7 separate regions of the Homo sapiens genome follow, and regions 1, 2, 3, 5, 6 and 7 are each linked to region 4. A link is a loop called in an ENCODE intact Hi-C map of the cell type or tissue named here. Cell type or tissue: PC-9. All regions are shown on one strand. Region 1 overlaps LOC124903499 (a long non-coding RNA gene). Region 2 has its middle 100 kb from the start of LIPC. Region 3 overlaps LIPC (lipase C, hepatic type). Region 4 has its middle 39 kb from the start of LIPC. Region 5 has its middle 130 kb from the start of AQP9. Region 6 overlaps LIPC (lipase C, hepatic type). Region 7 overlaps LIPC (lipase C, hepatic type).

What was found. Peaks named below come from ENCODE experiments on the same cell type or tissue, not always from the same donor. Only the 100,000 strongest peaks of a DNase experiment are listed, where the experiment ranks them.
Region 1: it touches region 4 in a loop (14-fold over the local background); 4 of 110 quality-filtered maps call a loop at or near these places.
Region 2: it touches region 4 in a loop (12-fold over the local background); 9 of 110 quality-filtered maps call a loop at or near these places.
Region 3: it touches region 4 in a loop (18-fold over the local background); 2 of 110 quality-filtered maps call a loop at or near these places.
Region 5: a loop joins it to region 4, with 8 times the contacts of the local background. A loop is called at or near these places in 2 of 110 quality-filtered maps.
Region 6: it touches region 4 in a loop (12-fold over the local background); 3 of 110 quality-filtered maps call a loop at or near these places.
Region 7: it touches region 4 in a loop (15-fold over the local background); 2 of 110 quality-filtered maps call a loop at or near these places.

Annotation. Positions count from the first base shown.
Region 1 is chr15:58,226,340-58,230,339 of GRCh38, reverse strand. The region is part of intron 1 of LOC124903499 (a long non-coding RNA gene); the gene reads right to left. Among named protein-coding and RNA genes, the nearest start is that of AQP9, 90 kb to the right of the region's middle. In PC-9, CTCF peaks have their summits at 2,214 and 2,413 (motif pointing left); a DNase peak (open chromatin) is centred at 2,429; H3K27ac peaks cover 1,319 bases.
Region 2 is chr15:58,328,411-58,332,410 of GRCh38, reverse strand. No RefSeq gene overlaps it. Among named protein-coding and RNA genes, the nearest start is that of LIPC, 100 kb to the left of the region's middle. RefSeq lists enhancers at 1-181, 1-537. In PC-9, no CTCF peak of the experiment used is centred here; DNase peaks (open chromatin) are centred at 120, 710, 1,590 and 2,150; H3K4me3 peaks cover 2,463 bases; H3K27ac peaks cover 3,768 bases.
Region 3 is chr15:58,549,610-58,553,609 of GRCh38, reverse strand. All of the region lies in intron 6 of LIPC (lipase C, hepatic type), which reads right to left. Among named protein-coding and RNA genes, the nearest start is that of LIPC-AS1, 53 kb to the right of the region's middle. In PC-9, no CTCF peak of the experiment used is centred here; a DNase peak (open chromatin) is centred at 1,709; H3K4me3 peaks cover 1,661 bases; H3K27ac peaks cover 3,302 bases.
Region 4 is chr15:58,390,910-58,394,909 of GRCh38, reverse strand. No RefSeq gene overlaps it. Among named protein-coding and RNA genes, the nearest start is that of LIPC, 39 kb to the left of the region's middle. In PC-9, no CTCF peak of the experiment used is centred here; DNase peaks (open chromatin) are centred at 1,409, 2,119 and 2,629; H3K4me3 peaks cover 706 bases; H3K27ac peaks cover 3,629 bases.
Region 5 is chr15:58,268,346-58,272,345 of GRCh38, reverse strand. No RefSeq gene overlaps it. Among named protein-coding and RNA genes, the nearest start is that of AQP9, 130 kb to the right of the region's middle. RefSeq lists an enhancer at 2,022-2,316. In PC-9, a CTCF peak has its summit at 2,226 (motif pointing left); a DNase peak (open chromatin) is centred at 2,195; H3K27ac peaks cover 975 bases.
Region 6 is chr15:58,468,404-58,472,403 of GRCh38, reverse strand. The region is part of intron 1 of LIPC (lipase C, hepatic type); the gene reads right to left. The region is part of intron 2 of LIPC-AS1 (LIPC antisense RNA 1); the gene reads left to right. Among named protein-coding and RNA genes, the nearest start is that of LIPC-AS1, 28 kb to the left of the region's middle. In PC-9, no CTCF peak of the experiment used is centred here; a DNase peak (open chromatin) is centred at 2,253; H3K4me3 peaks cover 2,347 bases; H3K27ac peaks cover 4,000 bases.
Region 7 is chr15:58,519,276-58,523,275 of GRCh38, reverse strand. The region is part of intron 1 of LIPC (lipase C, hepatic type); the gene reads right to left. Among named protein-coding and RNA genes, the nearest start is that of LIPC-AS1, 23 kb to the right of the region's middle. RefSeq lists an enhancer at 792-1,991. In PC-9, no CTCF peak of the experiment used is centred here; a DNase peak (open chromatin) is centred at 1,515; H3K4me3 peaks cover 719 bases; H3K27ac peaks cover 2,857 bases.

The sequences.
Region 1 (4,000 bases), 160 kb after region 4:
TCATTTGAGTGGGTCTTTAATCAGACGAATTTTGCCAGGAATGCCCAGTTAAGTTTGAAAGTCCAGCCTTCTACTATTTAAAAAAGAATGTTATATGCCCCAACAAGGCCAATAAAATAATTTTCAATACCTGGCCATTCACTCAAACAGGAACAAGGTGAGCTGAAAAACTTTGAAGCTATTTGGAGGGGTTCTTGGGAGCTTTTGCTACTGAGGCCAGCATTTCTTCTCCATGCCCCTACGCTCTCTGACTGTTTGAGCTTCTCCTCTATTCTTGGGCATTTCTGATGTTGCTCCAAGTGCCTGTTCCTTTGCCTTAATGGCAATGCTTCCCTTCCCCTCTCATTATCTTTTCCTTTTTGATCCCAGGTGTAGGGTTACAGATTTGGCAAATAGGATGCCCAGTTAAATTTGAATTTCAGATAAACAACACATAACATGTTTAGTATAAGTAGGTCCTATGCAATATTTGGGACCCACTTATATTAAAAATATATTTTGTTTGTTGTTTACCTGACATTTAAACTTAACTGGGTGTCCTCTAGTTTATCTGGCAGCTCTATCCAAGTGGGCTTCCTTTTATTCCCTGCAAAACAAGATAGGTCTGAGTCAGGAGAGCCAGTCTGTATCACAAAAGGGCCTTGTCCTCACTGGATTTCTGTTCTTAAAGGGACCCACAGCTATTTACATAACACATGGCAGCCTAACACCCATGCAATTGTAAATTACAGTCTGCTTATTCATTGTCGAGTTAGGAACTCAACCATATTTCTCAGCTGTCTTCAGTTCTCCTGCTTCAGATTCAATAAATAAATGTCTTGTTCTAGCATTGTTTGTGCCATTGTGTCGCCTTGTTCCTTGTCTGTTCCCATTGCAGTCTTCAGCACTCGGAACTCCCGTGCTCCCCCCGCCCCCAACTCCGCCCCCCACCCCCCTCCCTGGTAGGCACCACGTGAGATCTCCCTGCCATCCCAGTGGGACATTGCTCCCATGGTCAGCATCTCCGTTTCATTCTTTGCAGGATTTGGAGGTAATTCTAACTAGATCTCTGTTTTTGAGAATGTTACCACATCCTGTGGCTTTCCTCCTCAATAGGCGTCGGCAGGTACCAGGTGTAGTATACCTGCAGGATTTGTTAGGACTCTGCCCGAGAACATGAACTTGACAAAGAACTCTTGCCCTGAAGAAAAGCTAAATTATGGTTGTACCAATTACATGAAAGAATACAGGAAATGAATATAATGGATATAAAGTGCTCAGGAAAGCAATGCACAAAATAACATTAACATTTTCATCTGGTCCCTGTGGAGTCATTCTTTGTAAGGTCATTCCTTGAAGAGTTTTCTTTTCAAGTTGTAAGCCTGTACGTCTTATTTCACCATGAAGAACTCTGCCTGCTACATTCCTGAGGCAATCCAAGGGGTCAGCTATTAACAGAGCTGGGCTAAATATATCCCTTCCAGGAGCCTCCAGCCTCTGTTCCAGAGTCACATCCTGTGTCAGCTGGAGCAGATTCTCTCCTGCTTCCCTGCCACCAGCAGCCTCATCAGAGGCCTCAAGGTGTCCAAAGAGGTTGGCATGATAAACTGAGGGACTTCCTTGAGGACCTGTCTGTTTACCTGAAACAGCTGGTCTACCTGCTCCCCGCTGCAACTTCACCAGCCTCTATACATTTGTGTATCTACTACACATCATACCTGCCTCCACCTAAAATACAAAGCACAATCTTAACCTCACAGCAAAGACTCACACCGAAGGAGGGTTTTTATACATGAGATTCGAGGGGTTCATCAGATAGGGGAGTATTTGGCTTTTTTCTATTGGGAAGAGATGAAGGTCTTAGAGCAGCAAGTCTGAAATGAAAGCCTATATTTTTCTTTTGGTCTGCTTGGGAGTAGGGGTGCCCCTGGGTGTGGGACTTTCAGTGCTAACACTGGGGCAGTGTTGGGTAAACTGGGACAGTCGGTCTCCCTCCATAGCCTTCACCACCACTATCCTTCCAATTCCCTTCACCGCTATTTCTTATACTGGCTGAGAGAAGGAGAGACTAAGAGGTCAGAGCTTGAAATGGAGCTTTGGAAGTTTTCACCAAACCCATTCCAGATATCTTAGGGGTTTCACACTAAAACAACATTAGGAGGGATCAATAGTCACCTTCTTTGAAGGTGTTTGTGAGAAAAAGAACCTTAAGAGATTGAAGGGAAAGATGTATAACTATAGTTTTAGTTTGTAAAGTCCTTCTAAAGAGCTATTTTAAATGTTTGTATATCGCTAGCTTGAATTTTATTTTCCAGTAAATGTTTCTAATACATAAAAAATGGAAACGTTTGTGATTACAAGTCTGTAGGGTTTGAACCCAGAGCTACAGTCTGTAATTTTAACAAATCCTCCACCTATTGTTTTGGACTTCACAGTCCGTGGCACTCTGCCTCCACCTGGTGGCAGTGTACCTAAATTAAGTCGGGTTCCTCCCTCCCGTCTCCATATTTTTGTGTGTGGTAAGAGCCTCACTTTTGGGAATTGTATCTTACAAGCCAAATTATAAAGATATTAATTTGTCACATACTATCGTCCTTATTTAGAATTCAGCATCAATTTGGAGCAAAAACCATCTCTTTATATTTGCTTTATGCTTTATCTTGTGAAGTATTATGAACCTAATAAAATAATTGAATACTGCAGTCCCTTAGAGAATATGCAACTATTGTAAGCAGATACCATGAAGAACATGACGTGTGAAAATATCATGTGTATAGATTTTTTTAGGTTATAATAAATAAAACTTGTAAGAAATTTATTAATCAGACACAATTCATCATGTCCATTATCATACCGAGTTCCACAATTTTTAGGCCCAAGGATTAGGAGTTCACACTAGGGGATGTAAGTGGGGTTGCTTTTACATAGGTACATCTTTTTTTCTTATATATTCTTTATTTTCTTTTTATTTTGTTAATTCCGCAGCATGAGAATTCTGAAATAATTGCTAAAGTTCATGAGTTATTTTATCATCAACATACTCTGGGATCAGAAGACTCAAAGCCCACTTATTGCTGCTTCTTTGGGGAAAGTCATTTCACTTCCCTAGGGCTAGCTTTCCTGGTCTGTAAAATTGAGATCATAATTATATGTTACCAGGTGGGTATAAGAGTCAAACAAGATGCTGTGTGTACAAGTGCTCTGTTATCCAGATGTTAGTCTCAGGGGCATTGTTATCATGTGCAAATTGAAGGCAAAGATTCCAGTTCATACTTCCCAGCCCCTGGCTGCATTCCATTCTCCATTTAGATCCTAGGCCTGAGTTTCCTTGGAATATATCACGGAATTCTAATTCCCTCTGAGCCCACTGGTCTTCTCACTTGCCAGGACCCCTTGCAAGCCCCCAACCCTCACTCTCCACACGCCCAGCTTTTCCCTTCCCCAACAGTGGCTAAAGCAGCCTGCACCAGAGTAGAACAGGCACCTGGCCTAGACTGGGTGTGGGATTCTCTGGGGTGGGGATGGGATCCAGAGCCTGTCACCCAGGAGTGTTGTCACAGAGGGAACCGGTAGAATTAAGGGAAATGGGAGAAGCAAGGGTGTGGGGGGAGAAGAAGGGTGGCCCTCCCCTCTTCCCACCCTCTAACTACGTCCTCTGATAGGAGCAAAGTAATTTTACCTTCAGGTCTAGATTTAGCAAATATCTGGTTCTAGGGCAAGGAGAGTCTTGTCTTCCTTTATCCCTCCCCTCTCCTCCTACCTCTGCCCTATGTTCACACACACAAAGGTGAGGGGTTGCACATGGACCTTGTTATGAGCTATTCCATCTGCCTTGGTGATGTTCCCTCTAGGAGAGGCAAAGCCTTTTTCCCTCCACAGAGGGACCTTGGGGAGGGGTGGCTGAGTGTGGGGAAGGGTGAGCTGCAGCTGGCAGAGCATCCCCAGGGGGCTCTCAGAGCTGATTCCTGAGGAAGTATAGATCAGTCAGTGGAGAATGGAGCGGCCAAATGTGGGCCTTTCC
Region 2 (4,000 bases), 62 kb after region 4:
AAAGCAGCAGATCTTGTCAGCTGACTCCCCTGCCTTCCATCCCCCCACTGACCTCGGAGTGGTGAGTCACGCTTCGTCACCCAGGGTTACTGGCAGCAGGCCCCACACAACTTCTTCAGCTTGTCAACACCCAGGATAGAATAAATCATCAGAGACCCATTTTTAGCCAAGAGTGAAAAATGAAGTCACCAGGAAAAGCAATAGAAGATGCCAATTAGGAATGCAAATAGGAAGCGAGGGTTTGTTGAAGGACAGGGTTATCTTCGCAGGGAGCCAATCCCCGGAAGGCTGCAGGCTTCTGGATTTGCAGTCTGAGTTTGCAGCATCTGGTGAGGAGGGCTCTGGGAAGAGGCCCACAGCTGGGTGGGAGTGACCACAACACTTCCTGCCCTCTTCCACTTTCAAAACCACATCAGCCAGGCTGAGGGATCTTAGCTTCTTCTTGCTCCAGGAAGTGGGTCTTAGAATTATCACATCACAGGGAATTAGGAGGGAGATGCTGAATTCTCTAATCTAGTGACTTTCCTGTCTTTTGTTCTGTTTTATTTTAGGAGCAGGACAAACAGGGAGGGGAGGGTTTGCAGCCTGCAGGCTGAGCCTCCCTCTCTTTTTCTTCCCTACTCTGGGCTAGACTAATTTGTCTCAAAGGCTCTTCCGCTTTTACCATTCTGTAGTTCATTGTCAGATTTCAAAATAACACATTCCAGCAGTGTTGAGCATGTGGGCAAATTCTGATGAAATAATACCATTTCAGTAAAAAGAAAAAAACCCGGTTCTGTCACTTTTATTAGCTATGGGATCATAGTTAAACCTCAATTTCCTTATCTGTAAAATGAAGAAAATAAAAGTACCTATCTCAGAAGGTCTTTGGGAAGATTGAATTAAGATAATAAAGGTCAACTCTTGCTCAACACAGTCCTATCCATAAACATAGGCAATAGTGTTGCTGAATAGAAAATAAAAGCTGGTGGGACCCACGGTCTCCTAGGGAGACAGTAGGAGCCGGGTGCTGCTCCAAAGTCTGGGGGCCCATTCTATGCTCTGTGGGTCTCCTGAAGGGACTCAGTGAATTCTCGGAGGAGACACCTTGCAACACGTTCCTGTGCAAATCCTGCAGGAAATCTAGGGGTTTCTCCCTGGACTTGGTTGGCTTTAACCCCTTCTCCTGGCCTCGTGTATGCCCCACTTCAGGAGGGAGGACAGCTTCAGTAAATGCACTAGGATCCAGAGAGGTAAGTAGCAACTTGTTTATGCAGCCATTCATTTATTCACTCATTCATCCAGCAAAGACTCTGTACCCATCTATACGTGGCAGTGCAGCCAAGGCTGGGAGGATTCAGAGATGACTGAGCCTGGGTCTTTCTCTTAGCAGCTGTGGGGAGGGGCCAGCTTCCTCGGGGCTCAGCTTTTTTCTCAACTCCCACCTTGTCTCCTCCCTCTCCTGCCCATTAGTCTTGGGCTCTGGTGATTTTAACTTGAAAATGACCCTTATATTCATGGGCCTCTTCCTCCTAGGCTGCTACTTGAAACCCCAGAAGTGGGTGAGATTGCCAAAGGACAGAATATCCGGAAAAGAGAATTTACATCAGTGTGAAATCTTGGGAAATGTGTACATATGAAAGAAGGATGTAGAAAAAAAAAAAAAGGCTTTGGAGGGGGCAGGCACTGGTGGATGTCCAGGTGTTACACAGGGGGTGGGGGAGCCCAGCTAAGGCTGCTGGATGATGAGTAGCCTGGGGAGCAGCACACAGGAGCAGGTAGGTTTGTGCTTTTAAGAAAAGCGGACTGTCTAAGCAGGTAGTCAGCCTCAGGCTGCAGATAGGACAGTGGACAGGGTTCGGTGGCCAGAAATTCTCGGGGCTGGATGATTCTCAGAAGTCCAAAGCTGGGGAGCAGCATCAGATTTCAGGCTTCTGCCTCTGGCCAGACCCCAGTCCCGGCAATGAGGCGGAGTTCTGCCAAGAACAAGGCAGTTTCTAGTTCTAAAGTGGTGGAACAGGATAAGGATTCAATTTCCCACACTGGGCATTCGGTTAGGGCCAGCCCAGCAGGGAGGGGGTTGGCCTGCAGGCACAGATCTGGTGGCCTCAGCTGGGGGAGAACAGGTCTGGCAGGGGTTGGGAACTAGGCTGGGCTGATGTTCCCAGAGAAAGGTAAACACAAGGAAGTACGTCTGAGGTAGAATTGATTAACTGGGTTGTTGGGCTAGATTGATTGGAAGATTGTGACCTTTGCCTTTGATATCATCGTGGGCCAACCACAGGGAGTATCTTCTCCTCATTCAGACACAAGTGCATAGACTATAGGCCCATCAAACAATATTTTACAATTGACAGATGTCTATGTCTGTGATTCATCTGGTCCTCATCCCAACCTTGTGCACGAGGAAGGGGACGTCACATTTTCTCCATTTTGCAGATTAAGAAACTGGGTCACAGTCAGAGAGGGGAACTTGCCTGAGAAGGCAGCTGTAGGCCAGGAGCCAGGATGGGCATTCAGGGCCAGGCTCAGGCTACAGTTCCCTGGGGCCTCTCCGGTCTTTTTTTTTATTTTGGCAAAAGGAGGATAGTGGTTGAAGGTAGACTTCAGGTCCTGCCCCTTCCCGACTTGCGTGATCTGGGGCAAGTTGCTTACCCTCTCAAAGCTTCCATTTCCTCATTTTTAAAGCTAATTAATTAATTAGTTAATTAAACACATAAAATTGACATGTAATAATTGTACATATTTATTGGGGACACAGGAGTATTTTGTACATATATACAATGTATACTGATCAAATCAGAGTAATTAGCATATCCATCACCTCAAAGATTATCATTTTTTTGTGTTAGGAACATTCAAAATTCTTTCTTCTAGCTATCTGAAAATACACCATAGATTTTTATTAACTACAGTCACCCTACAGTGCTGTAGAACACCAGAACTTACCCTTCTAACTATCTGTAATTTTGTGTCCATTAACCAAACTTTCCCTATTTTCCCCTTCCTCCTACTCTTCCTACCCTCAGAGAACCACAGTTCTACTTTCTACTTCTATGAGCTCAATGTTTTTAGCTCCCACGTATGAGTGAGAACACATAATATTTATCCTTCTGTGCCTGACATTTTTTCCCTAACATAATGTCCTCCCAGCTCATCCATGTTCCTGTGAATGACGAGATTTCATCCTTCTTTATGGCTGAATAATATCCCATTGTGTGTGTGTGTGTGTGTGTGTGTGTGTGTGTGTGTGTGTGTGTGTGTGTGTATCTCACGTTTTACTTACCTATTTATCTGTTGATGAACACAGTTGATTCCATATATTGGCCACTGTGAATAGTGCTGCAAATAAACAAGAAGGTGCAGATATCTCTTTGATATACAGATTTTCTTTCCTTTGGGTAAAAATCCAGTAGTAGGATTGCTGAATCATACAGTATTTCTATTTTTTAGTTTTTTGAGGCACTTTTGTACTGTTTTCCATAATTGTTGTACTAATTTACATTCTCACCAATAGTGTACAAGACTTCCCTTTTCTCTGCAATCTCACTGACATTTGTTATTTTTTGTCTTTTTCATAGTAGCCATTCTAACTGGGGTGAGATGATATCTCATTGTGGTTTTGATTTGTATTTCTCTGATAATTCGTGATACTAAGCATTTTGTCATATACTTTTTAATTATTTCTATGTCTTCTTTTGATAAATGTGTATTCAGATCCTTAGATGACAGGATCTCCTATATAGAAAAACCTAAGTACTCCACCAAAAGACTCTTAGAACTGATAAGTAAATTCAGTAAAGTTGCAGATAAAAAAATCATTATACAAAAAAAACCAGCATCTCTATACACCTGTAATAAACTAGCTAAAAAGCAATCCCATTTGAAATAGTTACAAATAAATAAATAAAATATCTAGAAATACATTTAACAAATGAAAGATCTCTACAATGGAAATTATAAAACACTGATGAAAGAATGGAAAGGACATAGAAAAATGGAAAGATGTCCAATATTTATA
Region 3 (4,000 bases), 160 kb before region 4:
TTAAATTGAATTTTTTTGAAACAGGGTCTCACTCTGTCACCCAGGCTAGAGTGCAGTGGCACCATCATGTCTCACTGCAGCCTTGACCTTCTAGGCTCAAGCAACCCTCCTGCAGTCTCCCAAGTAGCTGGGACTACAGACATGCACCACTCTACCTGGCTAATTTTTAATTCTTTTGTAGAGATGGCGTCTTGCTTTGTTGCCCGAGCTGGTTTGGAACGCCTGGGCTCAAGAGATCCTCCCACCTTGGCCTCCCAGAGTGTTGGGACTTCAGGTGTGAGCCACCGTGCCTGGCCAATGCCTGCCCCTTCTGTGGGGGTCTGTTGCTGCCTGCGAGCGGTGGAGATGGGGGAGTGTGTGTGTGCGGCCAGGACTGTTGTGCTGACTGGCGTCCTGTTGCCAGCTCTTTGTGCTGTGGGTGGAATAAGGGCCCTCAACGGATAGACAGAGCCCAGGGTTTGAGTCCTCTCTGATGCCTGCTTCCTTGTGATCTGGAGACCACATAGCCTTTCTGGGGCTCGATTTCCTCATCTGTGAATGCAGGTTAGGAACTTTCTTGTAGTGTCGCTGTAAAAATGTGATAAGATGGCGATGAAAAAATGCCTGCCTTCCAGAAGGTGTTAATCGGGTGTCATCTACTTCCTTCCTCCACACTGAACTGACCGGGGCAGGTTTTGAGACCCACCTGCAGGTCCCGTGCTAGTGGTTCATCCCCATGTCTATTCACACCTCTTCCTTGGTGCCCACATAGGTTTTGTCATTAGGTCAAGGTCACATAAGTGGTTGGCAGCAAGGCCAAGATTCTTGACACTCCTTATCCCAACCCCAAGCCTGTGCTGTCTACGACACCCCCTGCTTCTTCTGGAACTCTCCCTGAAGTCAGTGGAAACCTTCCAAAGAAGTAGCTGAGAGAAGCCAAAAACAGACCGACTGCCCGAGTCACAGCTTGGCTCGTCATCTCGCCGACCAGCAAGGAAGGGTGCTCTCATGGCTGCGGCGAGCAGCAGAAGCAAGTGCCCCTCACCCCCGACCCAGGGAGCCTGGAGTGCAGGGCCGTGGGTGAGGGGGCGGGGGAGGGGGAAGGGCAGCACGGGGAAGACAGGAGAAGAGTGGAGGAGATATGGAAGAGGGAGTGTGGAAGGAGGGCAGAGAGGAGGAGGCGGGACATGCAGCTGGAATGCCGCAGGAGGGAGAGGCACTCAGTCGAGGGCCTTGGTCCTACGCCGAGGCCAAGTGCAGTAAAAGGAGCAAAGGCTGGGATTCAATGCGATGCTTCCTGCTCACAAATTGTGTGACTTTGCCCTGACCGTGTCTCTGTGTGTGCGTGTGTCTCTCCCTGTCTGGGGGTTGCTGTGAGGATCAAATGGGAAATGAGCTAACGTGTACAACACATCCAGCCCAGTGCCCGGGCAGAGTGCCCCCCGAGGGCCCCTTCCCTCCTCTCCACCCGGTTACCTCATCTGACTGCTCTGAGGATGAAATGAGAGGAGGCACTGGCGAAACAGGATTTACTCCGTACAGATCCGTTTCCCTCCCCCTCCCTTAAAAACAGGCTCCCAAACTGGTAAAGGTTCCTTGTGAGAGAGTGAGAATGGAAGTGGGCGATAAATTGCCTCGTTTCACTCGGCGACTGTTTCCCAATTCTCTCTTGCTACTGCTGTACTCTCGCAGTGTTTACCCGAGTTCTGGTGTACAGTTGTAGAAAATAGATCCTTTGATGGTTTTGTCGAAATATCTTGGGAGCCAGAGGAATTCAGGCCAAGTTAGTCATCCTTTGTGAAACTACAATCAGGAGGCGATGTTTATCTTGCCCAACCAGACCCTGCACTAAAATACATTGTACAATTAGATGTTTTTGAAAAATGGGGATTGTGGTTTCTCTGTAGGCCGGGGTTGGGCAAGTCTGCTCTTTTAAGAGTGTAATATGTATTCATCAAAATGCTGGAGGTGGCTGGTGGAATAGGCTTTGGGGGCCCAAGTCAGTTATGATCACGGTTGTGATGGGCAGGGAGTGGTGTAGCTGTGGTGGCCTAGATTAAAATCTTCATCCCAGCATCACCAGTAGAACTCTCCGCGGCGATGGAAATGTTTTATTTCTGTGTTCTCTGATGCAGCAGCCACGTATTTGAGCACTTGAAAGGTGGCTTGTGTAACTGACAAACTGAATTTTTGGTTCCATTTAATTTAAAGTAACTTAGATTTGGATTTAAATAGCCACATATGGTTTGTGGCTACCACATTGGATAACATAACATTATATAGATAGCAGTATCCCATGAGCAGCTGCTTCAAACAGGCGAGTCTCGCATGAGTGCACTTTCCAGCCATGCCCAGGGTGGCTTGATGTGACCACAGAGACGTTACTTTCCACTAGCAAGTGAAACTGGGTTGAGCGGGTGAGGACTTTGCTCACTGGAGGGGCTGCAGGAGAACTGGGGAGAATTTGTGGGGGAGCAGAAAAGGAGAGGGTATGGGCTGGGCACAGTAGCTCACACCTGTAATTCCAGCACTTTGGGAGGCAGAGGCGGGTGGATCACTTGAGGTCAGGAGTTCGAGACCAGCCTGGCCAACGTGGCGAAACCCCGTCTCTACTAAAAATACAAAAATTAGCTGGGCGTGGTGGTGCACGCTGGTAATCCCAGCTACTTAGGAGGCTGAGGCAGGAGAATCACTTGAACCCTGCAGGTGGAGGTTGCAGTGAGCCAAGATCACGCCACTGCACTCCAGCCTGGGCGACAGAGTGAGACTTGGTCTCAAAAAAAAAAAAAAAAAAAAAAAAAAAAAGTAAGAAAGAAAAGGAGAGGGTGTGGTACAAGCCACAGCTCGGCACTGGAACCTCCCTCCAGCCTGGGGCTTTCGGTTCCTGACCAGTTTCAGTCAGTCCTGCCCTTAACCTCCTCCTCACTAGATGTCCCAGGAGCAAGATAAGTAGTCGGTAATAAAGAGACACAAATGTGGTCTCCAAGGAACTCATCGTGGGTTAGTCTCCACCGAGCCCCCTGAGGGTAGGACTGTGTTTGAAGAATATACGGATGGATGAGTACGTTGGTTTTGGTAGCTGGTGGGTGAGATAATGATGCCCTAATGCAATTCTTTGGTCTTCCTTAATAACAAAGGGATCCTTGTGAGTTCACATCAGCAGTGTATGGTGGTCGGGCAGTGGGGCCGTTGGCAAATGGGAGAAGCTCAGCCTGGTTCATGCCTACTGCTCTTGTTTCCCCTTCTTCCTTCTCTTGATGCTTCCCTTCCCAATCTCCAAGTCCCCAGTAGATGTCCTAGGGCTGGGCCAAATCAGATGAAGTGCCCAGTTTAGCCCTGGAAGATGAAAAATGACCTCTTTTCTTCCCAGGTGATTTCAAGGAGAAAGCAATTCCCCCACCCTTCTCTTCCATACCCCTCTTATCCCCATAAACAGACCAGCGGCAGGTTTAGGAGTTTTTAAAAATCACTCTGCTCACTCTTTGGAGGCCCCAGGTCTAAATGCCAGGTCTGCCAAGAGCTTTTTGTCTCTGGACAAATAATTTTCCCTGCCTAGGCCTTGGTTTCCCCATCTGAAAAACGGCAGGGTTGAACTGCTCCTCATGATGCGAACATTCCATGATTAAAATAGATCCAGTGAAATGTGATTATCTAAGAGGCTTAATCACTCCAGGCGGCATTGCCATTTAAAAGAGGAGCTGGTTCACCCAAATGAGTCTTTAATTGGCAGCCTGCAGCGGAGGAGCTCCCCGAAGCAGGAGGACTTCCAAATTCCCTCACCTGCGTGCTGCCATCTCCTCCAGCCCTAAGGGACAGCCAGTGGAGGGACCCTTTGGCCCGAAAGATCCTGCCCTCACACCAACTACTCTTCAGATGCTGTGCGCACCCACAAGAAATTTCTGTCATTCCTAGACCTGCTTGACTCAAGGGAGGGAAACCTGACTGGAGAGCAAAAGTTCCGATACACAGAGAAATCCTGTGCCTCAAAAATAAGCTGCCTGGGAGTTTGAACTCACGACTG
Region 4 (4,000 bases):
GTGTGCTCTTTTAGCACCTTCCGGGCTTGGTGGCTTCCTTGTTGATGTGATGTCCATCTCTGACCTCAATGGCCTTATAGAACCTCTGGCAATCAACTGTGTCACTTGGCGACTCACAATGGCCACTCAAGCCCAGCCCCTTGCTCTCAACTCTGTATCCCTCACTAGCACATTTGAGAACTCCAGACACTTCCACACCACCTGTGAACAGAGATGTTCTGGACCCCTGCTGTGGCCCTCTTCTCTCACACACACCACCCTGTCATTCTGACCTGCTGTGGCTGCCTTGTGTGGTTGGCGTAGGGCAGCATGAGATGGCCAAACAAGAAGCACTGTGGATCCTCCTTGGTGTTCGTCTTTCCCTTCATCCTACCCCAGATTTCCATCTGTCCTTACTCCCTGCCCTGAGTGAGGCTCGGAGGCAGGGCAGGGAGGTCTCTGGAAGCTCCTTCTTCCCATTTCACCCTCTCCGGTCCTCTTCACTTTCTCTGAAGAAGGGCTGCTACTTACCCTTCTGTCTGCTGGAAATTGCCCTACATTATATCTTTCTTCCTTACCCCATAGTCTCCTTTTTCTAGGGAGATCCAGCTGCCCCTTCCCTGAGGCAATAAGTCTCATGCCCTAACCGTAATGGTGGAAAGGAAAGAATTTTGCTTATCGAGAAGGGAAATTAGATTTAAAATGTTTTAAAAATCTTATCCTAAACTATATATAGCTGCTGCATATACAATACACATGAAAAGTGGGCCTCCTTTGCTCTTTCCTTTTGTCCTTAGCATCACTAATCGATCACATTTCATAGCCTCGGAAACCTCCACATAGTGGTCCAGTCATCCAGTAACAATCGACAGGAGCTCACCTTGGAGATGGAAACTCTTTCTATCACTGGTATGGAGTCAAGCCTGCAGAAGGCAAAGCAAATAAGCTGAATCTACCCCTTATGTCCAAATAGGCAATGGAAGTTTTAAATTTGGGAACTATATAATTGGAAATGGCTTTAATGTTTGAAATAATTACTACATCCCTGCAAAATGGTCATGCAGCCTCTGCTTGCATAACTCTAATGATGGGAAACTCACTACTCCTTGACAGGGGATTATATTTTTAGACTATTCTAAGTAGCAGAAAAACATTTGGTATGTTGCACTGAAACCTGCTCTCTGCAACTTGCTCCTACACATAGCATATTTAATTCCTGTCCACACTGTCAGCCCTGCAGATATTTGAAGGCAGCCACTCTGGGCCCTATTAGCTTCTCCTTTCTAGGTTCAGTCTACCCAGTCCTTTTCAGTGGCCGAGCCTCCAGCCCCATTCACCATTAAGGATCCTCTCAATCCTTTCCCGTTTAATGAGCCGTTAAAAGTCAGGGAGGTAACTTTGACGGAGGAACCACCCACCTCATTTTTTTTAAAACTGGAAATAAATTGCACATAAAGGTGCTGATTGCTCAGAAGTGTAAAAGTGCCTGCCTTCTGCAGACTGACACTGTGTTCTCAGAATCTGTGGGTCATCCTGCTGTGTACATTGCATTTTTTCTCTCCCTACAACGCACACACACACACACACACACACACTCACACACACCCACACCCACCCTAGTGGGAATCATTTCTCAGCTGGCTACTCAAAGCAGCAGCCTGCACATGCTTGCTTTATTGCTTCCTTGTCCAAACTACAGATTTAACAAGGAGGTTGCAGGGGAAAATGTTTTCAGCTTGAATAGTGACATTGAAATCCTTGAGTTTTGAGAGATCTGTGAAAACAGGCTATTGAAAAGAGTTGGGAAAGTCCTGAAAGGGGCTTGCTAATGTTGGTGATACCCCACAATGAAGAGCTCAGAAGCAAAAGTTTTTTTTTGATCTTCTGCTCTCCTGTCTCTTAGTCTCCTTCTCCACCAAGGCTAGATATAGAAACTAGCTTCTTCCCCAAGGCAGGTCCTAGAAACCAGAACCCCCTTTCCCCAAAGGCAGCCCTGTGACCTAAAAATACTACTCTAACTCCCCGCTTCCCCTCTCCCCACCTTTCTGCATAAAAACTGGCCACAAAGAAATTATCTGATCTACCTTGTTTGACTGTAGGTCATAAGACCGCAATTCCAGAGAAGGCCCTGCCCCAAACCCAGAAGGAAGGAATGCGTGCTCAGAGAGGCTAAGAATCCAGACAGGCCTTGCTAGGTTTCCCCAAGCAGTCTTTAGCATTAGATCATAGCTTTTTTATCCCATCGTATTTCTACACACTGTCCGTCCTTTGTTGAACCTAAGCATAAAAACAGACAATTTCCCCTGTATCTTTGGGTCTTCACTGGGAAGGCTCCCATGTCATTGTAAAACTGTAATCAAATAAATTTTATATGCCTTTCAATAAATCTGCCTTTTGTGAGTGGATTTTTCAGGAAATCCTTTAGAGGGCAAAGGGAAAGTTTTCCCCTGGGCCGTATGCTAATTCCCCTTTCATTTTGCCACCCCCAGATGAGTTGATGCTGCTTATTCAGGTGGTGAATTCAGCAGAAACCTGTAGGCTAGGGCTAAGGAACCTTCATTAAAAAGGATGACGATAATAAAAACAGCCAACATGACTGAGCATATTCTGTGTGCCTCGTCCTGTCCTGTCTGCTTTACCCTTACAAGCCAATTTAATATTCACAAGTCCAGCCCCTTGCCCAAGGTCATGAACTAATAAGTGGTGGAGTCAGTGTGAGCCTATAGTAGACTGTGAGATGCTTAGTGACAGAAACACCATCAGAAGCTTTCCCTGAGTTCTCCCACACACCCAGAACAGTGTTTCTCAACCAGAGCCCATGCTGTAAACACCATGGGCTACCATGCACTGGCGGTATTGTCTATAATAACACCCAGCCCATGTCAAAAGGTATAATAAGTAAGCAGATTTACCAAAGTATTAAGCAAAAATATCCCCAAGTTTATGGTTAACGTCTCCATGTCTCATTTCCTTTATCTGTAAAATGGTGCTAATATAAATCAGTGGTGCTATTTATATAAATATAAATGGTGCTAAATACAATTTTTTCCTACTCCCCTTCCCCAAAACATATAGTCAGTTGTTTTTGAAACCAAACTACATTATTCAGTCAAATTTGATACTGAGTTCTGTTCTACTAAGATCTCCTTGGTCTGAAGCATTTCTTTAGGTTTTGCCAGTGAGATCAGTCTTCTCGGACCTCTCGTGAGTGCCATACTTCTGTAGCTTTTCCCTTTCTGAAATGTCTCCTGTTCTCCTCCTCCCTGCCCATCCGAGTTCTACCCATACTTACAAGTGTCTACTAAGCCCATCTCCTCCATGAACCCCCTAACTACCCCACACCCCTTTGAGCTGTCATTTGTCTTCCTGTGAACACGAGCCAGTTGTATTCCATCAACAAACATTTTGAGCATTTTTTATGGGCCCAGAATGATTCCAGATCAGAATTTCTCCACCTCAGCACTATTGACAATTTGGGTAGGATAATCCTATGTTGTGGGGGCTGTCCCAAGCATTGTAAGACATTTAACAGCATCCTGACCTCTTCCCACTTGATTCCAGTAACATCTACCATGACCCAGTCGTGACCATCAAAATGTGTCTGGACATTGCCAAATGTCCCCCCGAGGGCAAAGTTGCCCTGATTGAGAAACACTGTTCTGGATATGTGGGAGAACACAGGGAAAACTCCGGATGGTGTTTCTACTGCTAAGGGTCTCGTAGTGTACTTAGGAGTCAATATTAACCGTCATGAATCAATACGTGGTCAGTTAAGTACTAACTTGTGAAATATACTGCAATCTAATTTTTAGCTAATCTTGTAATTTTCTTTTTTGAGGGAGGGGTAGACAGAAATGGAAGCAAACTCTATTAGAAAAAGAAGATTGCTTTCATTGGGGAAGGAGAAGCATGTGGAATATTGAAGGAAGAAGAATTGTAGTTACTCTATCCGGTTTGTCCTGGATAAGTGCAATTCTTCAGAAGTTATTACTTTTTGAGTATTGAGAGATACGTTAATGGG
Region 5 (4,000 bases), 120 kb after region 4:
CATTAAAGAATGTAGGAATGGCAAATATACAAGCAGCCACTACCCCTAGGACTGAGGCAGGTACACATCTGGAAAAGGGCCTTCTCCCAGGGTGAGAGTCACATTTTACTGAAGGTTGACGCCCCCTGCATGGTGGAGAAGTCTGCTTAGGCCCCACAGTCTGGGGCTGGTAGACAGGCAAACTCGCTGCTAGAATGCTGGCAACACTGCTAGCAGACCACCTATTAGACTGCCAGTGATGAACTTTCTTGAACCCACTCACTGTGTTGCTGTGGAAGTCACTGGGAAGCCACCTGCTGGGGTGCCCGTAGAACTTGCTGGAAGCTGTGCTAACTGCTAGGTAAGTGGCCCCTCACCTGCAAACCACCCACTGGCTGCCACAGGAGCCGGAAGAGTAAAGCAACAGAACCAGAAAGAGAAGCCCCTTCCTCCTGCTGGTCTTTCCAGGGCCCTGTACTGTCAAGGACTAACATTGCAACAGCTGGGGTCCAGCTCTACATCCCAAAGGAGGGCACAGAAGAATGGATTAAGAGCCAAGAGGAATACATTGATAATTGGCACAGATTTTCTTTTGCTCACCGTTGCTACTTGCACCCCATCCTTCCTGTGTTTATAGTTTGATTTCTGAAGTACATCCTTTAGCAATTATTTTAGCGCGGGTCACTGGATAAATTTTCTCAGCTTTGTCCATCCCAAATTGTCTTTATTTTACCCTCCTCCTTGAATAATAGTTTAGCTGGGTATTAAATTCTACACTGACTGGTCATTTTCCTAAGTACTACAAAAATATTATTTCATGTCTTCTGATCTTTGTGGCTCTTATTAAAATTTTTGCTCTTAGTTTAATTATTTGTAGGCAATCTGTCTCTTGTTGCTTTGAAGATTTTTTTTTTTTTTCTGGTCTGGAGTTTCCTATCAATGTTCCAGGTTTTTATCTTATTTGGGAGTCTGTGTTTCTTCCATCGGTGGAGTCATTTTCAGAAAATCTCTATCAATTCTGGAAAAATCTCTCCCATTAACTTTCCAAACATTGCCTTCCTAGTTCACTCTGTTTTGTCTTTCTGGAACTCCTATTATCTGCATTTCAATGCTTTTTATTCTTTTCTCTATGTATTTTATAGATATTTTTGTCTAACTTTCTGTGCTGAATTCTGTGCAGATTACTCAGTTCTTCTTGTCCACTATTTTCTCTACAGCTATGTTTAATCAGCTACTGAGCTCATTCTTTGAAGGCTTGTTTTTCATTTGTAAAAGTTTTATTTGGTTATTTTTCGAATCTGCCTGTTCTTGTCAAGTCTCTCCTTTTTCTACTAATTTACAAATTTTCTTTTAAGCGTATTTATAATCTTTTCTTTTGGATTGTTTTATTATCAGAAGTTACTTTAGTTCTAAGCCCATTCTAAATTCTTTATTCTAAGTACTTTAGTTCTAAGCCCATTTAGTTCTAAGCCTGGTTCTAAATTCATTATTGTATTTTACTGTATATTTGACAATACTTAAGGGTTGTTCCGTTGTGAGTTTTTAAATTTTGGATTGGATGTATATTCAGTATTTCGCTTTTTGGAGAATGCTATGCCACCTTGGTTGAGGAAGTAACCCTTCATAATGTTTTTGTGTTTACTCATGCTAGGTAATATAAATTTGTATCTTTAATAGCATAGGCCAGAGATTTTTGATGTCTCAGTGGTATCAGTCTGGGTCTAATCGGGAGACAGAAACCACACATAATAACTTAAATAAGTTAATTTACTATAAGGCATTATTAAGCTATGTTAACAGAGTAACTAAAATGATGTAAAGGGAATGCTACATTGAGACTCTAGGGCTGAGAGAGAATACCCAAGGAAGGGCACATTTGGATAGGATGGGGCCTTCTTGAGGCTGGGGTTCAAAACTCATTGGCAAAGATGTGGCTGCAGCTCACAGGAAGGAGAGGAGTTTACTGCGGCCCATCCGCAGTTGCTGGGCAAACAGGAAACACAAGGTGTAAAGTCTGGAGCATGGGAAGTCTGTGTCAGGAGGACCATGGAAAGGTGGTCACAGGACTGGCTGGAATGGTGAGGTCACCGAGGGACCGTGCAGAACACCACTGGATGTCCCCCTTCACCCACCCTGCTGACCAACCCTGCAGCAGGAGCAATAAAAAGCCAAACCCCTCACACAGAAACCAGGAAGAGAAGCCCTTTTCCTCCTGCAGTGTCCCTCCAGTGCCCTCTGCTGACAAGTATAGTATGATCCTTACTGTGAAGGAGAAAGGCTTACAGTGTTCAGACTGTGATCCCAGACCAGGTATTACAAGTTCAAAGCTGAGAGGCAATAAATTAATAAATGCCTCAATTTATCAATCCATCTGGATTGGTATATTTTCTTCTCCAGAATGTGAGCAAAGACACCCTTGATCTATTTGCCAGTAAATTGATTATTGTTAGTCCACCTTTCTCTGCAGGTGCCACCCTTTGAGAGTTCAGGTTTTAAGCAGCGGCCCTGTTCCCACTCCCTACCTCATGTGGACTCAAGGACTTCTTTCCTTTTCCCACGCGGGCATTAAAGCCGGCGCCCCTAGGAAACTGATGTCAATATCTTCTCATCCAATTTGGCAGCTGCTCATCACTTACTACTTTTCTTTTATGGTCTCTTTTCATTTTCATCACTTGGGAATTTCCCTTTCTTGGTTGTGAACGCAGCTGTGCATTAAAAACAAAGTGACACACATTATACCTAGCATTTCTAAGAGGTCTTAGAGGGAAGAGTTCAGTCTCCATTCCTCTGGCAGCTTAACAATACCTGTTCTTGTTCTCTCTTGCAAGTTTCTGGGCCAGATACCTTTTTTTTTCCTCTTTTTTTTTTTTTTTTTTTTTTTTTTTTCCAGAAAAGGTCTGGCTCTATCACCCAGGCTGGAGTGCAGTGGCACTATCTCAGCTCACTGCAACCTCTGCCTCCTGGGCTCAAGCAGTCCTCCCACCCCAGCCTCTTGAGTAGCTGGACTATAGGCATGCACCACCATGCCCAGATCATTTTTGTATTTTTTATGGAGACGGGGTTTTGCTATGTTGCCCAGGCTGTTATTGAACTTGTGAGTTCAAGCAATCACCTGCCTCAGCCTCCTAAAGTGCTGGAATTAGAGGAGTGAGCCGCCACGCCCAGCCTTGGGCCAGAAAACTTCTTGAGACATATGCTAGAAGATTTAAAATGTAAATAAAATAACCCTCACTGCGAGTTGCATTATTTTATTTTAGCATATCATCAGACCATGGCTGCTAGTTTAGGTGATTAATAGCTAGACTATCTCAAGCTTGGTGAAGTGGCTTGTACAGTGCTTGTCACCTGTAACTTTCATATGTGCATTTTTAAAACACTGCAGAGATGAATTTGTGGCAGCAAGAAGGGATTTTAATCTCCACCTGAGGGCTCTGCATACTTTGGTGGGTGTGTAACCAATTTCCATTTCATTAGTTATGTAAGATGTGACTTAACTCAATAACTGGATCCGACCCACATTTCTGATTTACTTCAGCAATGTATTAGCAAACATATAGGTTACGCTATGCATTGGCCTTACCCTTAGTTTAATTTTGGAGGTTGGTGTATTGTTTTACTGGGGAAACGTGTGCCCTAGAAATGTAAGGAGACTTTCCTCTGAGCTTCTGACACATTTTGCATACATCTAGACTATACTGCCTATCAATTGCAATGTAGTTTTTGTTTACTTGCTGACATTCCCTTCCAATTAGATCTTTGAGGATGAGATCTTTTTATCTGCCCCAGGGCCTCACACAGCTGCAGAAAGGAGATGATAATTAAATAATTTTTGAGTAAAGCACATTTTGCCTAGGATCATACAACTAGAAGTAACTCAGCATAACTTGTGTGTGCACCCACTATACTTCAGTACTTTAACTGCAGCAAAAGGCATGTGAGGGAATTATGGCTGGGTAGGTAAGCAGATTCCAGATCTTTGAATATTTCGTATACCATACTTGGATTTTTGAGTTCTCTTAAG
Region 6 (4,000 bases), 77 kb before region 4:
AGGGTTTCACCATGTTGGTCAGGCTGGTCTTGAACACCTGGCCTCATGTGATTCACCTCCCTCGGCCTCCCAAAGTGCCGGGGTTACAGATGTAATCCTGCTAAGATTTCTTTTTTTTTTTTTTTTTTTTTTTGAGACCAAATGTCACTCTGTTGCCCAGGGTGGAGTGCAATGGTGCAATCTTTGCTCATTGCAACCTCTGCCTCCCAGGTTCAAGTGATTGTCCTGCTTCAGCCTCCCGAGTAGCTGGGATTACAGGCACGTGCCACCATGCCTGGCTAATTTTTTGTATTTTTCGTAGAGATGGGGTTTCACGATGTTGATCAGGCTGGTCTTGAACTCCTGACCTCAGGTGATCCACCCACCTTGGCCTCCCAAAGTGCTGGGATTACAGGCATGAGCCACCACACTTGGCCTGATCTAAGTACCCAGTAAATGTGTAAGGGGCTGAGAAGGGTGAGCTAATGCCTTTATGGCCCCAAAGAGCTATGTCCCCTGCCCTCAGGGAGCTTCACTGGGGAGCCCAAGGGTCATTGAGAGGGGTGGGAAAGGGCACGTGGCTGGACTGGTAGGGCAGTAAGGGCAGTTGTGATTGGGTGAGGAGGGTGGAGGAACTCCAGGTGCCTGCCCTTTCTAAGCCTCTCTACATAATAAATATTGAATAGTCATGCATTTCTATTTGGCTCAATTCATTCATTTGGTTGATTCAGAGTTTTGGAGCACTGACTCCAGAAGTTTCTTTTAGGCAAATCTCCATTCACTATTCAGCTCACCCCTAGATTACTGCAGTGTATGGCACTCAGACTGCCTCTTGCTGCTGCCATGACCATGACAGATAAGGCTAATGGATTACAGCATTCTGTCACCCTTAGCCTGATGTAATCTTAGAGTTCTTCTGCATAAAGCAGCCATTCCTGATGGAATAGAATCCTCACTTGTGTTTAAAGCTACTTATCAGCTGGGTGTGATGGCTCACACCTGTAACCCCAGCACTTTGGGAGGCCAAGGCTGGTGGATCATTTGAGGTCAAGAGTTCGAGACCAGCTTGGCCAACATGGTGAGACCACCCCCCCCCATCTCTACTAAAAATACAAAAAAAATTAGCTAGGCATGGTGGCGAGTGCCTGTAATCCCAGCTACTCGGGAGGCTGAGGTAGGAGAATCGCTTGAATCTGGGAGGTAGAGGTTGCAGTGAACCGAGATGACACCACTGTATTCCAGCCTGGGTGACAGAGTGAGACCGCATCTCAAAAAAAAAAAAAAAAAAAAGAGAAAAGAAAAAAAAAATCCTACTTACCATCTCTGGCCTAGACCTTAGGTCATTGGGTATGTCCTGAGGCCTCCATAAATTTCAAACCTTATAATTTCTCCTGCAAAAATACTACCATGCTTCAATTCTCTCCACCTTTCTTTATGGAAGCTTTTCTTACCCATTTCTAGAAAGATTAGAGAGGTGTTAGGTATTAGGAAGATGAAAAGGAGGCAGACAAAAGGACGAGTCTTCCTCTATCTACTCATACTTTCAAGGTGTTTGGCAAAATCTGAAGTTTTGACTTGGGCGGATCACGAGGTCAGGAGATCAAGACCATCCTGGCTGCTAATAGAGTGAAATCCCATGTCTACTAAAAATATAAAAATTAGCTGTGTGTGGTGGCTGGCACCTGTAGTCCCAGCTACTGGGGAGGCTGAGGCAGCAGAATGGTGTGCACCCGGGAGGCGGAGGTTGCGGTGAGCCGAGATCTCGCCACAGAACTCCAGCCTGGGTGACAGAGCGAGATTTCGTCTCTACCAAAAAAAAAAAAAAAAGGAGTTAAATGCAATTCTTTCTGTATTTTTGTCTTTTCCAATTCTGTATTAAGCATGTACTACTTTTCAAAGTAGGAAAAATGTGTTTTATAAAATGAGTAATTTTATGAAAAAGTAATTTTAAGTTACATTTAACAATTGAGTAATTTTATTAAAATTTTTATTTAAAATTTTATAAAAATGCTTTTTACTTCAAAAACTTCATAAAAATTTCTTAGACTTATTACTATATACCCTTTCATACCTTTGTGACTATAATACCTAATAAAAAATAAAAGCTGGTCTTTGGTTTTGTACATAGGAAACACCCTCTTCTCTGAACAAATCTCTCATTTACAGTCTTTTAAAATTCAAAGAATGCATTCCAGCTGGGTGCGGTGACTCATGCCTGTAATCTCAGCACTTTGGGAGGCTGAACCCGAAGCACTGTTTGAGGCCATGAATTTGAGACCAGCTTGGGCAATGTGGTGAAACCTTATCTCTAAAAAATTACAAAAATTATCCGGGTGTGGTGGTATGTACCCGTAGTCCCAGCTACTCAGGAGTCTGAGGTGGGAAGATCCCTTGAGCCTGGGAGGTCAAGACTGCAGTGAGGCATGATTGCACCACTGCACTCCAGTTTGGGTGATAAAGGGAGACCTTGTCTCAAAAAAAAAAAAAAAAATTCCATGAAGATGAGGAAGGTGATGGAATGTCATCCAGCATTGAGAAAAATGTGACGTGCCCATCAGCTCCTCTATTCTCTTGGGGGAAGTGCTGCCGCGGGGAGGTCCTAGCCATTGTTCCATTCCTTTCTTGCATCTTCTCAACGAGCTTTGTTAGTAACTGGAATCCACTGGGCCACGTTTTTAGTAGAGGGTAGGGTCACTTCACTCAAGGAGTTTTGCAACGGCCACAGTGTTTCTCTGCTCTGGGCTGTAAAGCCTGGTGGCCAGTCCTCCCGAGGGCAGGCCTGAAGGTCCCAGTTCTCTTACCTGTCTATCTGCCTGGTGACTGGGTGAATGGGCAGCCCCAAGCTTCTCAGCTTCCCTGCCTGAGCCAGGTTGGAAAATGAGGGTGGCCTGTTTTTGGGAAGCTGGTGATCTTTAATTGAAAGGGGGTGGAGCAGAAAGCATCACTATGGCTTTGAGCCCAAGCCAAATCCCCTCTCCCACACTGAGGAAGAGGAGAAAAGCTGATTTTCTTCCTTTGTGCTCTTCCTTTGGTAATCAGTACTCTAAATGGTTGAGACCCAAGTGGGCCAAGAGCTGAGCTGAGAGTTCTGAGTACTCCAACATGCTCAAAAAACTATATTCCTTAGGGTGGGTATGGTGGTTCATGCCTGTGATCCCAGTGCTTTGGGAGGCTGAGGCAGGAGGATTACTTGGGCCAGGAGTTCAATGTTAGAGTAAACTACGATCATGCCACTGCACTCCAGCCTGGGCAACAGAGTGAGATCCAGTCTCTTAAGGCGTACACACACACACACACACACACACACACACACACACACACAAAATGTTCCCTGAAGCCGTTTAAGTTATTAGAAAAAAATAGAACTATGGTGAACTAATGTTTAATGCTTACCATACCTCATCATGACGTTTTCAGATCAAGTGGGATAGCTCTGGGCAGTGGAGCTTAGGTACATTAAGCAAATACTTCATAAACGTTAGTAGCTGTGCAAACAAGTGGGCATGAGGTGGAGGCTTGACCAGCCAGAGTGTCCAAGGTTCATAGGGAGGAAAGGAGCCAATTTACTGGACCTGGGTTGTTAAACACATAAACCCTTAATGAATTAAAAATATTACCAGCCTAGCAGAGTTCCATGGAGTCTGGGTGGCAGCTCTGTAGTTCTGTGGTTGTCAGTCCAGGCTGTCTTTAGATCTGAACTGGTCTGGGGTGGGCCTTTCTGTTATAAGTTCCCTAGATGATTCTAATGAGCTTCCAAGGGTAAGAACCTCTGCCACAGTTAAATGGTGTCACTATGTATTAATCACAAATCCCCTGATAACGTCACAGGGTTGGACAGCTTAACTCATGTTAGGAATCACATTGAGATTTGTGGACCATCCATCTCGAGTGGGCGGCAGGGCTAGATCCAAAGGCAAATTAGTATTCCATGGAGCTTTGGTTCTCAAACGGGTGTGCATCAGAATCTTCTGGAGATCTTGCTAAAACCCAGATTGTGGGCCCTCATTCTCAGAGTTTCTGA
Region 7 (4,000 bases), 130 kb before region 4:
CATCAGCTGCTTCATCTCTGGCAGAACTGACTCGGCAGATGGCAAAGTGCTTGGAGCCACCGGAAGCCAAGGTGCAGAGAATTCTGTGGAAGGAAGCTGGCTTGCAGCTCAGAAGCTGGGCAGCGAGGGCTGCTGGAACATAGAGGTGCCCGCTCATTTGGCAGGGGTGCCCAGAGCGAGAGGAAGTGGGGCTCCTCAGTTAGGAAGCTTTGTCAGACATCCCCCTACTGCCCCAGGGCTTCACAGAGGCCCTGGAGAGACTGATGCTTCCCCAGCAGCCGGTCCATCTGGGCTGGTGCTCACGCAGCTCTGGGAGCTAGGATATTTTAGATGTGTCAAAAGTGACGAATGTTGGAAAGTGCCACGGGCATCTCTGGGAGCTCACAGTTCACACTGGCAGCTAAGATGTGCCGAGCTTTTTGGAAGAAACTGAACTCTGGAGGAAACTGAGAAGTCTTTTGCTGTCCCAGATGTGGGTGGCAATGGGATGGGCTCTGCAAGGGGACAGAGCCCCGACATCAATAAAGATGGGGCTGGGCCATAGCAATGCCTGAGGTCTTGGCAGAAAGAAGTGGCATTCTGAGAGGGCAGCAGGGGCAGGAAGGAGCAGGAACGTGTGGATTTAGAAGCAGGCACGCAGGGGCCTGAGGTTGGAGTCAGCAGAGCTTGCAGCTGGCAGCACCGGGGGCTGTGGAGTCGGGCCTGTTCAGTTCCGCTTGCCAGGATGGAACAGGGGCAGCAGCCAGAGCCAGCCTGAGGCTGGAGGTGAGCCCGGGGCCTTCGCCCACAGTGAGGCTGGAACAAGGCTCCAGTGTGTCTGGATTTGAAAACACCCCAGGGAATGTGTTACTAGAATTCAACATCTACCCCGAATATAATGCATCCTAAGACGAGGGTGCCTTGGTGTTCTGTTTGCAGCATGGCCTTGGTTTGCGTGTAGTGTCACTGGTTCTCTGCCTCTGCAGGGAGATGGCTTGTCCCATGCTACCCAGCCAGGGAGGTGGCTCGTCCCAAGCTGGGGGTGGAGGAAGCTGAGGCAGTGGCTGGGAGAGAAGGTGTAGGATCAGGCTTAGGCGAGTCACAGAGAAGGAGGAGAGTCAAAGAGAAGGGATCCTCACTATGGACCAGTGGGGTTCTGGGGTGGTGGGGGTACAGGACCAAGTTGGGCCAGCCCAGCCTGTCTTCTGCTGAATGATGAATGGGGCTGGGGTGTCAGGGATGGATGGAGAAGCTAGCACCAACTCTACCTGCCCCAGGTGCTTTCTGATGAAGACGCAAACTCTCTTCTGGTTATTGTTCTTCACAACCTCCCGTCTCCCTGCAAACTCACACAACCAGGAAGGAAAGAGAGAGAGAGAGAGAGAGAGAGATGACAGAGCGTTCCTAGTCATCTTTGTCATCCTCCCCATCATGATTATGATCATCGTCATCCATGCCTGGACTTCTTATATAACCTGCTTAACTTGTTGAGGGCTGAACTTGTCTTTCCACCTCCTACCTTCAACCAGCTTTTGCTAACTTCCTCATTCTGCTCACACATTCCTCTCTTCCAGGCACTGGCTCACCCCCCACTGAGTCATCTTCCACTCCCCCTTCCTCTTTCTTCCCCTCCTACTATCAGCAACTCACTGTAGCATGACCGCCTGCAACTGCTTCCTGGGAGGATCCGCTTCCAGTCCCCTCTGTTCACACGCTCTCCATCCTGCGACACGCGGCTCCAGCCATAGCTGCTCGCAGGTCCCGGATGCCTCTGTGCCTTTGCTTCTGCAATTCCTTCTGCTTGGAACCTCTCTCCTCTTCCTACACCTTAGCCCTCAACCTTGGAGGAATTAGAATGTATGGATAGTTCTCTTGACAGCTGGTCGGGGTGGGGCCCTTCTCTGTGCTCCCCAATCCCCTGTTCAGACCTTGAGGATGGGGCTGTTTATTTCCCATTTCATGACTAGGCTCTAAGCTGTACGTGTCTTATGCATCTGTGTGGTCCCAGCACAAGGCCTGCACAGAGGTGGGTTATCTGCTGAATTGATTTAACAGGATAATTCATTTTCTGCCCTTCCTAGGGAAAGATTTGTCACGGTGAGCCAATACCAGGGGGAAGGGGAGAACAGAGGCAGGGGCCTGCTCTGCTTTACTTCTCACACCCACAGTCCCCTTCCTATGGTCAGGAGCCACTGGCCAGCAACACAGCAACTCCTGCCTCTGTCCGCCCTCTAGGAATGAGCTGAAAGAAAGGCACCAACAGACAACAAGCAAGTTCCGGATATTCTTTGGAATCATGGGTGGTCCTTGTTTCGCCCTCATCTTAAAGCCCTCCAGACCCCAAACCAGTGTCCTTCTCCCTCCTCCCTTCCTTTTCTAGAATTCCTCATTTATTTTGAGCCTTATAACTCAGTCTTTAAAAATTGCCTTTGTGAAGGCTTTTCTGATCTCAAACTGTTTCCTGTGATATTAATAGGAGTTATGGGGAAAAAGGAGTTTTGTGGCCAAATAAATATGGGAAGTGTCGTATTAAGCGGCATTAATCAGGCTTCCTGCTGGCCCGAGAGAAGAAGCTACTGTGAATTTAATCTCTAGAAGGGGCAGATGGTATACAGCGGCTCTCAACCTCAATTACTTTGAAGCAAGCTGCCCCCGCCCTCCGTATTTCCTTTTTTGGCCAAGCGTTTCTGGGACTGATAGTCCATAGGATGCAACTGAGGAAATTCTGTCTGGGGCAGCTTTCCAGCGGGCTTGTATACTGTTGAGCTGTGCTCACACTCACCTCTGTGTGCTGGGGTTTCGAAGGCTAGTCCTCCCTGCTTTCATGGAGGCAAGGCTTTATGTGTAGGGGAGAGGGCTGAGCGCTTTAAGAGCAGGAAATGAGTTTCTAAATAGGCACATCGAATGGTTTAGACGTTGTGCTCTAGCATCCCAAGGCCAAGGATCTTGTGGAACTACTTTGGGGGCTGCTACAGGAGATGGCAGAGGACACAGAAGTTAAAAGGGTGGGTTCCTGACTGCCCGCCCACCTTGTTTCAACCCAAACAAAATTGCTTTTAGGTTTTAACATTTGCTGCTTGAGATTCTGTTTGTAGGAAGGTTTCCATGGCTGACACACATTCAAAGACCACAAATCTAGACCAATCACTTCAATTAACAGATTAAAAAAAAAACAAAAAAAAAACAGCCCAAAACCTGAGGTGCCGAAAAGCTAAAACAGATATCAATCAATCACATCACTAGATGCTGGATGTAGAGTCCAAGTTTCTGGACCTACCATCTAATGCTCTTTCTACGCACCCTTGCATTTGTTTATTTCCTTCTGACTCGGCCAGTTTCAAAAGAGAAGAATAAAAGATAGCAAGGAGCAAATAGCAGCGAAGATAACGGGATAAATCCACCAAGAAATAGCGGGGGAAAGGTAAAGAGAAATCCCACCTGCCCCCCATCTGATCTGTTTCACTGCAGTTCTTCTTATGCTCCACCTTAAAATGTAAAGAAACGGATGCTAAGAGCAAGGGCTGCTGATGCCAAGAATAACTCCGGAGGAGACACAATACACCACCCCAGTCTCCAGTGAAATGAACTGTTTAATCAAAACTGCGCTATTCTGTAAATATTCAGTCTATTGATGAAGAGCTCTGCAAACAGGGGCAGCTCCTAAGCAAGGCAGAGAGAACCTGGAAGGAACTGAAGAAGACAGAGAAAAATGGCAGATGTGCCTGTCTTGATGGTTGGGGTGGGAGGACTTACATATACACTCTGTGTTCAATGCATGGGAGGTGAGGCAGAGGGGGCAGCAGAGAAATTCAGAGTAACTCTCTTAATCCTTGGCTTTGCCTGACTGGCTAGAAGTGTAGTTCTTTTTTTTCTTTTTTTTTTTTTTGAGACAGAGTCTCTCTGTGTCACCCAGGCTGGAGTGCAGTGGCACAATCTCGGCTCACTGCAAGCTCCGCCTCCCGGGTTCACGCCATTCTCCTGCTTTGGCCTCCCGAGTAGCTGGGACTACAGGCACCTGCCA